Regions from separate parts of the Homo sapiens genome. Here region 1 is linked to region 2. The links are chromatin contacts, found by Hi-C or POLR2A ChIA-PET in ENCODE. All regions are on one chromosome and are shown on one strand. Each heading gives the region's core, a stretch centred on a gene start or an enhancer-like site at or near the end of the contact. The rest is flanking DNA. Distances are from core to core; before and after follow the strand shown.

Region 1 (5,786 bases), core at 474-2,973, 1.2 Mb before region 2:
AGGGAAGTGAGGTGATGACTCACGAATGATACAGTTCAATAGGGAAGTGAGGTGATGACTCACGAGTGATATAGTTCAATCTATGCATTTTACTGTATGAAAAGTTTGCCTAGCCAGGCACAGTGGATCACCGGAGGTCAGGAGTTTGAGACCAGCCTGACCAACATGGAGAAACCCTGTCTCTACTATAAATACAAAATTAGCCAGGCATGGTGGTGCATGCCTGTAATCCTAGCTACTTGGGAGGCTGAGGCAGGAGAATTGCTTGAACCTGGGAGGCGCAGGTTGCGGTGAGCCAAGATCGTGCCATTGCCCTCCAGCCTGGGTGATAAGAGCGAAACTCTGTCTCAAAAAAAAGAGAAAAGTTTGCCTAAACAACAAAAAAGATTAGCATGTTATATTTCATTTGTATTATACCTCAAAAAACAAAACAAATGAAAAACTCTTGACAAAAAGAGATCAAGAGAAAGACAATGAGAACACACACCAGAGTAAAGATTAAACCAGGTACTACCGCCCAGCTCTAAGCTGGTCACCTCATTCACTGCCATGCTAGATTTAAGAGCAAGGCTGGGTATACTTACTGCCCTAGATCCGTAACAGGCACTCAAACAGAGCCGGACGAACATGATAACAACTCAGATATAAGGATGAAGGGCAAAAAAGACAAATTTATTTCTAATGACTCCACTGCCTCTCGGCAGGCTAGGGCACTAAATGCTCCCTTGCCCAGATACAATAAACAAAGTCCACACATGTAGACTAAACAGGATCGGGACTGCTGGTGGTACTCATCCCTGTGCTCTCCTGGTTCTCCAATGTTCTACATGGAATATGTATGCATCTCTGTCAGTGGAGAAGTGACCCCATTCTCAAACAAACAAACAAACAAACAAACAAAAGAACACTTGGCATCCTCCCACACAGGAAGGAGTTCATGTCTTGTTCTAGTCATATGCGCGGAGGTTTTCTGTAGCTGAAATCCTAGACTGCACTCCTAGACTGCACATGTGATACTCTCCACATTCTCCCAAGTTCCTCCCCTCTACCCCGTCACGCACTAGGGCACTCTGGCAACAGCAGATGGGGTGACATGGGAGAGCAGGTTCACTGGACTTTACTGCTGCCCAACAGATTTAGTGAACCATCGATTCCTATTTTTAAGAAAATATTGCTGACAATTTCCTATCATTATAAACAACTCAGCAATGAACATTAGCATAGAGAGCTTTCTCTGTATGTCAAATGGCTTTTTTCAGATAGACTCCTACAAGCAAAATTACATAAGAACTCTGTTACTGTTAGGTGGAACCAATTCATCATCTGGAACTCAGATACACAGAGAAGGCAAAGTAATACATCAAAAAGAAGTCAACAAGTTGACGGGTTCCTAGAAAGTTACCAAAATTAATTTAACTTTGAATTTACAAAAGTAAAGGCCATATTTATCAAAACATCAACAAGTACAGTCCTATGGCTGACTGTGATTTTTAAATTTTTTAATATTTTAATTGAAATTGTTAACAGCGACCTGGGTTCTTGGAATCTTCCATGATAGAAATCAAGAGAGATCACCAGACACAATAGCAAAGAGAAAGTGAAAGTGTATTAGCTTATGCATAGTGAGCTAGCACTGCAAAAGGAAAGGGGCAGCTGTTCTCTGAAAGCAGTGTGGGAGTTAACTTTAAAGGGCTTTCCTGTGGGGAGGGGTGATGTCAGGATATGTATATAGGAGGGGTTTTTCTAGTGCATGCACAGTGGCTAAACATGCTTCTTCAGAAATTGCGTGTAGCACTAGCAGGTTAAATCTCCATCCTGGGTGTGACTTTTGGCATTAAAATGAGGAAAAGGTAACTATAAGTTGAAGTTGAAGTCTAACTGCACATGCTGGGGGCGGGGGGGGGCCCAGGGAGGTCCCTAGCCCCATGAAGCAGGAACTTGTGATAACAGTTTCTCGGGGTTTTTTGTTGCTGATTGTTTGGAAGTTAGGTAAGCTACAGCTTGAGTAAGGGGCTTTTATTCTTTTTCTCTAGACCACATCAAAACAGGAAACCAGCCAGCCTGCTTGTTTCAAAATGTTTTGTTTTCTCCATTTAAAATTATACCCTTATAACTGTCTACCCAATATTCTGATGTGACAAAAATTAACACTGTTATTTTTATCCGTTTTTTCCAAGAGTTAACCCTTCCCTCATTGCATTTTCTTCCTTCTTCACCACAAGTAAATGCTCCTGAAGAGATGCCTTACATAAACATTATCATCCTGTACAGCTTTTTGCAACTTGTCTTTTTTCATTCCCAAAAGTTAACAGTTATATAATATTCCACTGCTTTAATAGACTCACTTAGTTCCCCAGATCATTTGAGTTATTTGCAGTTTTTCACTCCCCATGCAAGGCTGCAATGATAACTCTCATTACAACTCTCTCATAATGTCCAGAGATAAGTTTCTCTAGGCCATACACTCAGACTCAGAACTCTGGATTGCTGCATATGTCTATGTTCAACACTGGGGAGCAGAGTGGCAGTTTCTACTGAAAAGGTTGTACTCATTACTACACTCCTACCATCAACCAGAGGCTGTTCCACTCCCTATATTCTAGCATCCACCAGGTTACCTACTGCTTGGATACTATTAGGCATTATCATCTTTGTCACCTGCTTGTGTGGTTTGTTCTTGTTAGTCTGGGAATCTTGTTATTTACATGTTTAATGTAATCTATTAATCAATCTTCAACATTTTATGATTTGTACTTTCTGTATTTTCAAATGCCAAAGGTGAAAAGTATTCACTATTTTCATTTTTTAAGTTTTCACTTTGTATTTTTTCCACCTTCAGGTCTTGAATCCTCTGGTTCCCCCAAGCTAGAATGTAAAGCCCTGTCCTGGTCCCACTTATTTACCCTACTGGCTGAGCGCAGTGGCTCATGCCTGTAATCCCAGGACTTTGGGAGGCCAAGGTAGGTGGATCACCTGAGGTCGGCAGTTCGAGACCAGCCTGGCCAACATGGTGAAACCCCGTTTCTACTAAAAATAAATACAAAAAATTAGCCAAGCGTGGTGGCAGGCGCCTGTAATCCCAGCTACTTGGGAGGCCGAGGCAGGAGAATTGCCTGAATCGGGGAGGCAGAGGTTGCAGTGAGCTGAGATCAGGCCACTGCACTCCAGCCTGGGCGACAGTGAGACTCCTGTCTCAAAAAAAATAAAAAATAGGCTGGGTGTGGTAGCTCACGCCTGTAATCCCAGCGCCGTGGGAGGCTGAGGCGGCCAGATCATGAGGTCAAGAGATCAAGACCATCCTGGCTAACATGGTGAAACCCCATCTCTACTAAGAATACAAAAAATTAGCTGGGCGTGGTGGCACACACCTGTAGTCCCAGCTACTCGGGAGGCTGAGGCAGAATTGCTTGAACCCAGGAGGCGGAGGTTGCAGTGAGCCAAGATCACGCCACTGCACTCCAGCCTGGGCGACAGAGTGAGACTCCATCTCAAAAATAAATAAATAAATACATACATACATAAATAAAATAAAATAAAATATGTACCCTACAACACCCTTCTCTCCATGTATTACCAGAGAGGTGCACCCTGTGCCCTCTGTTCCTGTGCTCTGTGTATTACTATACTAATATCACTGTTTAAACTACCACAAACTCACAATAAACTGTTCCCTGGAAATTTGTCATGCCTATTTGATTCCATCTAAGATACTAATCAATTTCAGATTCTTTCTGAACAGTATAGAGAACTTTAAAAAACAAGAAACACAGCAGTCACTAATCTTTCCCTACACATTAGATTACACAGTTCTGATCTTTGTTTCCTCATATTACTTTGGAAGTTACATACTCACGATTCCAAAAATAGATACAAGTATACTATTGAAGTGTTCTTCCTTCAGACCTATCTTCATGAAATCACTTTCTGCCTGGAGTTATCCTTTAGAACTTCTGCCACTAGCCCTTAAAGATGTACTCTTTCATTCAGGAGGGTTATTTCAGCAGAGACAGAACACTGTGCTGCCCATCTCTTTCTCAACATACCCCACTGCCTGCTGGGCTCTGCTGCTACTGCCAAGAGTCACCTGGCAGCCTCAGTGCTGTGCTTGTCAGGTTTTCCTCAGTCTATTTTTAAGTCTTTTTTTTTTAATTTCATTATGACTTACACAGAATTCTTTTTATTTATCCTTCCTGGAATTTGGGCTTCTTGAGTCAGTGGATTGGTGCCACACCAATTCTCGAAAATTCTCAGCAAATATCATCTTTGATCTATTATTCTCTCTTTACACCTTCTGAGACTGATTAAAAGTAGGTCCAACCTTCTCACTTTCACTTATTTCTTTCATATTTCCTGCCATTTTTCTTTCATTCTTCCAGCCCTTTTCTGGTGTGGCCAATCTGCTATGATTTAGCAGCATTCTCTGAATTTCCAAATTTCATTGATTGTGCTTCATTTTCTCCCCCTATCAATGTTAACTGTTTCGTTTCTTCCCTGCAGATAAACGATTATCTTATCTTTAACCAAAGCCCCTTTAGTGAGGTATGGCTGACATACAAAGGCTGCACACAAACCATCACTACAATGTAGGCCACAAACCTACTCATCAAAAGGTTCCCCCCATCCTCTTATTATTACTTTTTGTGATAAGAACACTTAAAATAAGATCCTCTTAGTAAATTCTTTCAAAAAATTTTTTTGTAGAGATGAAATGTGCTATTTTGCCCAGGCTAGTCTCAAACTCCTCTCTTGGCCTCCCAAAGCACTAGGATTACAGGCATGAGCCACCGCATCCAGCATGCAAATTTTTAAGTGTACAATACAGTATTGTTAACTACAGGCACTATGCTGTACACATCTCTAGGATTTATTCATCTCATATAACTGAAACTCTGTATCCTCCTTATTTCTTTAAATACAAAAAACACTCTGGAATTACCAGGGAAGTTTCCACTGGTTCTTTCTTGTGGTGCCTTGTTTTATTTTGATTATGTTTTACTGCAAGCTGCTAAAAGCCCTCGAAAAACACATGAGGATTCCTCAAGATCAGGATAATGACGCCTTTGTGCAGAGACAATGATTTTCATTTACTTCTAGTATCTGAAGCTGGCTGCAAGAGCACAAGGGTCATCCTTTTGCTTCAATCTCTTGGGAACTTGTTATCTTTTTCCACTCTTTCCTCATCTACATGAAATCACTTTCTGCCTGGAGTTATCCTTTAGAACTTCTGCCACTAGCCCTTAAAGATGTACTCTTTCATTCAGGAGGGTTATTTCAGCAGAGACAGAACACTGTGCTGCCCGTCTCTTTCCCAACATACCCCACTGCCTGCTGGGCTCTGCTGCTACTGCCAAGAGTCACCTGACAGCCTCAGTGCTGTGCTTGTCAGGTTTTCCTCAGTCTATTTTTAAGCCTTTTTCTTTTTTAGTTTCATTATGACTTACACAGAATTCTTTTTATTTATCCTTCCTGGAATTTGGGCTTCTTGAGAAGCCCACAGTGCGCTGTGGATCTCCTGATGGGGTTTACTTCAAGAGTGCAGCGCCCCAAGGTCCCAGCTTAGTAGTACAGACGGGACTGTTATGACAACCCCCGACCCAGCAGGGGCCGAACTCTGATTTCTGAATTCGCTGGCCCACATGGCTACCAAAACCACAGCTCAGCTGGAGAAGTTCTATTTTCCCTCAGCAAAAGGCAGTCTGAGTCTTGCTGTGACACATGGAGAATCTTCAGATGGGCCTTTACCCCAGCTCCCTGAAGTAATTCTACTCCCTTCTGCCTTCTGTTGA
Region 2 (5,500 bases), core at 1,953-4,452:
GGTATCATTGGCCTGGGGCAAGACCATATGTGTGTATTGTTGGCCGTTCCTATGAGTGCAAATGGTCCCTGATAGGGATGAAAAAGTGTGGTGATCAGATGGCCCCTGAGAAGCGGGGGCCGTGCTGATCTGTCTGTGCTAGCAATGCACCTGCACAGCACCTGTGGTCAGGGCTACCACTTGGCTGAATCTGCAATAGTCCATTGCCACTCTGTTTATTTTTATAAGGTCAGACTGATGAATTAAATAGGTACATGGTGGGGGATACCCTCCACACGTCTTTGGTCTTCAAGGGTGGCACCAGTCTCCGCCATTTTCTCTGGTGTGTGATGTTGTTTATGTGCTTGCTCTCTTGGCCGGGGTGGGTGGTGGTGATAGTGGGGTCTCAGAGGCTTTCACTTGACTTTTACTACCATCACTCTCACCCCATAGACCAAGGAACCAGTGCAGGCATTTTGTTTACTACACAGGATGTCTATCCCAGTGATATATTGAGCTTGATCTTGATGGTCCTATGACAGTTGCACCCACTTTGCTTCTCACGCCTAAGCACTACCATCTGGCGTCTGTTATCTGGGGATTGCTGTCATCCCCATGGCTATCAGGGAGCCCAGTTCTGTAGCAGCATCTCCTACTGTCAGCCGTGGCCACCCCTGAGCCTGCTGTAGGGTGATGAAGAACCTGAGAGTCAGATCTGTTTATTAAGCTACTATTCATTTAATGTTGCAGATGCCACGCTCTGTCCTGTGTGTAGTGGATACTGCAGTGAATTAGCCACTGCCTCAGCTCTCAAAGGCAGATACCTTTGGTTATTTCACAAATACAACAAAATCCCACAGAAACTTAGATATGGGGTTCAAAACTCAAGAGAAGAAAATGCAGAATTCTCCAAGTCTCAAAAGGCAGAAAAATAAAAATAGAGGGTTTAAGATTCTTCCTGGGGCCTGAAAGCTTAAGATGAATAACTCCTCCCTTCTCAGGCCCAGTTCCAAGGTGCAAGGCTACTTGTGCCAGCAAGATAGCAGAAGCAGGACAAGAGCTGGCTGGAAGACACCTACCGTGGTGGGAAGACATGTACCCGTGAAGATCGAGAAAGAGTCCATCCGGGTACAACGTAGCAGTTACGTCAGACTAGGACACTTCCTGTTTACAGGAGACTATAAAACCTTTGCCGCGTCCTCACTTGGGGCTGATGCCATTTTAGGCCTCAGCCCACCTGCACCCAGGCGCTCATTAAAACAGCATGTTGCGGCCGGGCGCGGTGGCTCACGCCTGTAATCCCAGCACTTTGGGAGGCCGAGGCGGGTGGATCATGAGGTCAGGAGATCGAGACCATCCTGGCTAACAAGGTGAAACCCCGTCTCTACTAAAAATACAAAAAATTAGCCGGGCGCGGTGGCGGGCGCCTGTAGTCCCAGCTACTCGGGAGGCTGAGGCAGGAGAATGGCGTGAACCCGGGAAGCGGAGCTTGCAGTGAGCCGAGATTGCGCCACTGCAGTCCGCAGTCCGACCTGGGCGACAGAGCGAGACTCCGTCTCAAAAAAAAAAAAAAAAAAAAAAAAAAAAACAGCATGTTGCTCCACACCGCCTCGTGTTGTGTGTCGGCGCGCTCGCAGGGTTCGAACCGATACAAGAACCTTACAGAGGGTAGTTATTAGGCCTGGTCACACATGTCCCATGACTTCTACTTCCTGGCACATGGTAGGGTGGCAGTTTCCTGCCCTCTGGAGGCTAGAAGCGGTGGCCAATTGAATGTGCGTGAGAGTGATGTGTATAACTTTCTGGGAGGAACTTGAGGAGCCACTGGATTCCCCACGGCTCATTGTGGCTGTGGTCATTCGTGATTACGCAGGCCGGCATTGCCCAGCCTCTCTGGCGAATATAGAAGCCTAAACTTAGGTATGCACATTTGGGTGTGGTCCAGGCTGGGAAAGTCCCAGAGGATCACAAGGTGGTTTCTTCCCCAATCTCCCTGTGTTTTTAGGACAGGAGCAAGGAGAAGAATGGGACCCAATCTCATTCCAGCCCAGCGGTGCTGTCGCAAGGTGTGAGTCTTGGGGTGCCTGTAATAACTGAGTGCCTACAATCTGCACGAGGCTCTGAGTCAGCCTCAGGATGCTGCAGGGGACATCCTGCAGCTTGGCTCTCTTGGCTCCATCCTCATGACGCTGGAATTCTATAATAGGGTGGGGAGACTGGACGGGGAGGCAGGTAAATGAAAACAATCAGGTGAGAATTAAGATGCTCGGAAGGAAATGAGACTGGACAGCCGCTCCAGCGAGGGTGTCCACAAAACCCTCTAGAGGACATGATGTGGCAAGGAGCCAGCTCTGCGGGGGAACAGGTGTAGAGCCAGGAGCAGGAACAAGCTTGGAACAGCCGAGGGACAGAAACAGAGACCCGCATGGCTTGAGTATGGTGAATGCAGCATCGATGCCAGGGGATAAGACAGGCGCAATCAGGGAGGGCTTTCCAGAGGAACAGGCGTGAAGAACTGTGGAAGTTAGAGTTGGGGAGAGGCGTCCTGGCTGTGTCGCTTCCTCATTGCGCGGCTTTGGTCAAGTTATTTGACCTCTCCAAGCCTCAGGTGGCCCTGTAAAAGGTGACTATAATGACTGCCTAGCAGGGTTGCTAAGAGGAGTGCCCGAGGCATGGCGGCGCCGCGTGGAGCAGGGCGCTGGGAGGCGGCGGCCCTGCGGCGTGGCGCGGCTGGAGCGCGTGGCGCCGGGGAGGGTCCCCGACACGCCTTCCCCCAAGCTGACCCCAGGTCACCCCTGCAGGGCGCCCGAAGCGCCCGCACGCGAGGGGGCGGTCCCCGGAGGCTCCGCCCCGACGGTCCGGCCGCGGCCCAGGCCGGGAGGTGGAGCGCGGCTGCCGCCAGCTGGTCCACTGACAACTGCTGCCAGCTGGAAGGCGCGTAGGGCGAGAGGTGGCGCGTCCTCAGCTTTCCAGTCTTCGATTCCGCCCGCTTTCCGAGTGAGAAACGCAGGCCTCTCTCTTCCGTGAAGCAGCGTCTTGTCTCTGCACCTCCTCTGTGCTGTCTCTTTAAGAGGTCAGCGGGCTGCTCCGCCTCTTGGGAATTTGATTGGTCTCTCCCACTTTTTTTTTTTTTTCCCCCAGTGATGACTTATTCCTATAGGCTGCTGGAGGTTAGAGGGCGGGCCTGAGTGATAACAGGGACTCTGGGACTCTGGGACTTGTGGGACTGTGGCCGTTTTCGCAATTTGGGCTGGACGAAAAAGACGGTCTTGCTTTCCCGGTCGCCGCTGTCGGGAAGGGCTGCAGGGTGTCCGCGAGACCCGCGGCCCGGCGAGCTGACCCCGCCTCGCCTTTCCTGCCTAGCCCTCATTCCACGGAGCCGGTCGCGCCCGGTCCTTGCGCGACGCTTCCCGGCCCAGGCCGCCTGGTCTGGCGCTGGAGGCCGGAGTCCCGCGGCCTGTGCTGGATCCGCGCACACCCAGTGGCGGCGGATGGGCGGCCGGGGCGGCCGGGGCGGCCGGTCCTGAGCGCGGCCCGGGCTGTCAGGTAAGGAGGGGCCTTCTCCCCGTCTCCTGCCGCAGCTAGAGGGGGAGCCCCGTCCCTCGCCCCGGCGGGAAGCCCAGCCGCCGTTCCCCTCCTTGCTCCGCGAGCGGCCCATTTCCGCTCGGGCGCAGCTCGGACGGCCAAGGCGGCGTTTGGGAGGGAAGGCCCTGGATGTGGGAACCCACGGGAGGGGTGCCGGGCAGTCGGGAGTCGCTCGGGGCGCGGGGGCACGCGAGGCCCGGGAGGGAGCCGCACGTAGCGGCGTCGGGCTCGGCCCCGGCTGGAGGCAGTGCGGGTGGAGATCCGGACCTCGGCGACCCGGTCCGGCGCGGGGTGGCGGCACGGGCTCCAGCCCCACGGTGGCTGCCCGCAGCGGCCGAGGTGCTCCTGAGCCAAGCCTGCCGCCGGTTCGGGGCTTTGCTGCCCCGTGAGGGGGCCATGTCGAAGCCTCCGCTCCCTCTGGACTCGGGGAATGCAGGTGGGGGCTGGCTTTGCCCTCTTCTCTGCAGTGAGGAGGGGCCGCAGGGTCGTCCAGTCCCCAGCGGGGCTTGGCGGTGCTGGAGATTCAGTTGTTCCCGTCATAACAACCTGTTGAGGGCTCGTGTCGTGCCAGGCCTTGTTCTAGGGGACCGAGTCCTGAGCACTCCCGGGATAGAGAGTAGTAAATACCCAGACGCGGCTCGGGCGCTGGAGACAGCTGAGAAGGGAAGGCTTCTCAGAGGAGGTGTCAGGAGAGAGCTGGGGGAGAGCCAGCCCAAAGGCCCTGAGGAACGGACCAGCTCAGCAGGTGGAAGGCAAGCAGGGAGGGCAAGGTGCAGGTCAGATTGGGCCCAGGCCTCCCCATCTTACTGGGGTCTCCGGCTTAGGACAGGGACCACACGCCTGCCAGCCCCAAGGCCGAAGGACAACAGGGGAGAGCAAAGTAACTTACTTGGCCTCTGCCCTATGGAGCCTTCCCCACCTTGTCACCCCTGGGCTCCACCCCTTCTCACCACCCTTAGGCCCTAGGGTTTGTAAGCTCAACAACCCGTCGGTGTGGGAAGCACTGAGGGCCCCTCTCCCCAGGGTTTCCTATCCGGTAGCTGTGGGTGGGGTTTGGTCAATCCTGTTGCACAGATGAGAGAGCAGGGAAAGCTGAGTCCCAGAGAGGAGAGAGAAGGCCTTACCCAGTCGTTCTCAGCGGGTCCTGCATTGCGTGACCATGACCTGAGCCTAGCCAGCATCCTGTCCCTCAACTGGGTGGGAGGGAGGGAGGCAGAGGCCCCTGGAATGTTGTGAGTCTGGGAGACTCCTCCCAGGTGGAAGAAACAGTCTGTCCCAGTTTCCCTGTTCCTGGGAGGCCTGGGGTTGCCCAGGGTGCTCTGCACCGCAGGAATTCCTCCTCTGAGAATCACCCCTGGGCTCCACCCCTTCTCACCACCCCTTCTCACCACCCTTAGGCCCCTATCGTGAGCTGACCAACCCCTCCCACTTCTTTGTCAGTGCTTGGGAGCATCAGTCTAAGAGAACTAAGTAGAGAAGGCTGAGGACTGACCCCTTCTCTGCCTCTCCTCTCCTCTGTATAAGGGGACAGTAATTGTCCTCTCTCCCTTAGAAGGCGATGCCATTGTTAAGTGTGTCACCACGTGTAAAGCACTGAGCACCATGTCTGCACATAGGAAGTGTGCATCCTATTAACTAAAAGTCAGTGCGGGCCAGGCGCAGTGGCTCATGCCTGTAATCGTAGCACTTTGGGAGGCTGAAGTGGGTGGATCATCTGAGGTCAGGAGTTTGAGACCAGCTTGGCCAACATGGTGAAACCCCATTTCTACTAAAAATACAAAAATTAGCCGGGTGTGGTGGTGCACACCTGTAATCCCAGCTACTCAGGAGGCTGAGGCGGGAGAATCGCTTGAATCCAGGAGGCGGAGGTTGCAGTGACCCAAGATCGCACCATTGCACTCCAGCCTAGGTGACAAAGCGAGACTCTGTCTCAAAA

What was found. A loop is a pair of places that touch in the nucleus more often than their neighbours do. ChIA-PET counts read pairs that join two places held with the same protein, here RNA polymerase II (POLR2A). Pooled maps may share reads with other maps.
Region 1: a pooled map shows a loop between it and region 2 (7-fold over the local background). The contact joins the enhancer-like site here to the promoter of TPRA1 in region 2. A Hi-C loop is called at or near these places in 6 of 50 pooled maps. POLR2A ChIA-PET finds 5 or more read pairs at or near these places in 2 of 52 experiments (activated CD4-positive, alpha-beta memory T cell and activated T-cell).

What each region holds. Positions count from the first base shown.
Region 1 is chr3:128,800,233-128,806,018 of GRCh38, reverse strand. All of the region lies in intron 3 of RAB7A (RAB7A, member RAS oncogene family), which reads right to left. Among named protein-coding and RNA genes, the nearest start is that of MIR12124, 44 kb to the left of the region's middle. RefSeq lists an enhancer at 1,496-1,615. Within about 2 kb of position 1,723, at least 14 of the 41 ENCODE cell types and tissues checked have a DNase peak (open chromatin) inside an H3K27ac peak, as active enhancers do.
Region 2 is chr3:127,588,435-127,593,934 of GRCh38, reverse strand. TPRA1 (transmembrane protein adipocyte associated 1) reads left to right here and starts at 3,202. Exons shown (of 11, transcript NM_001136053.4): 1 at 3,202-3,525. RefSeq lists silencers at 2,550-2,879, 3,380-3,849 and enhancers at 3,583-4,259, 4,260-4,937.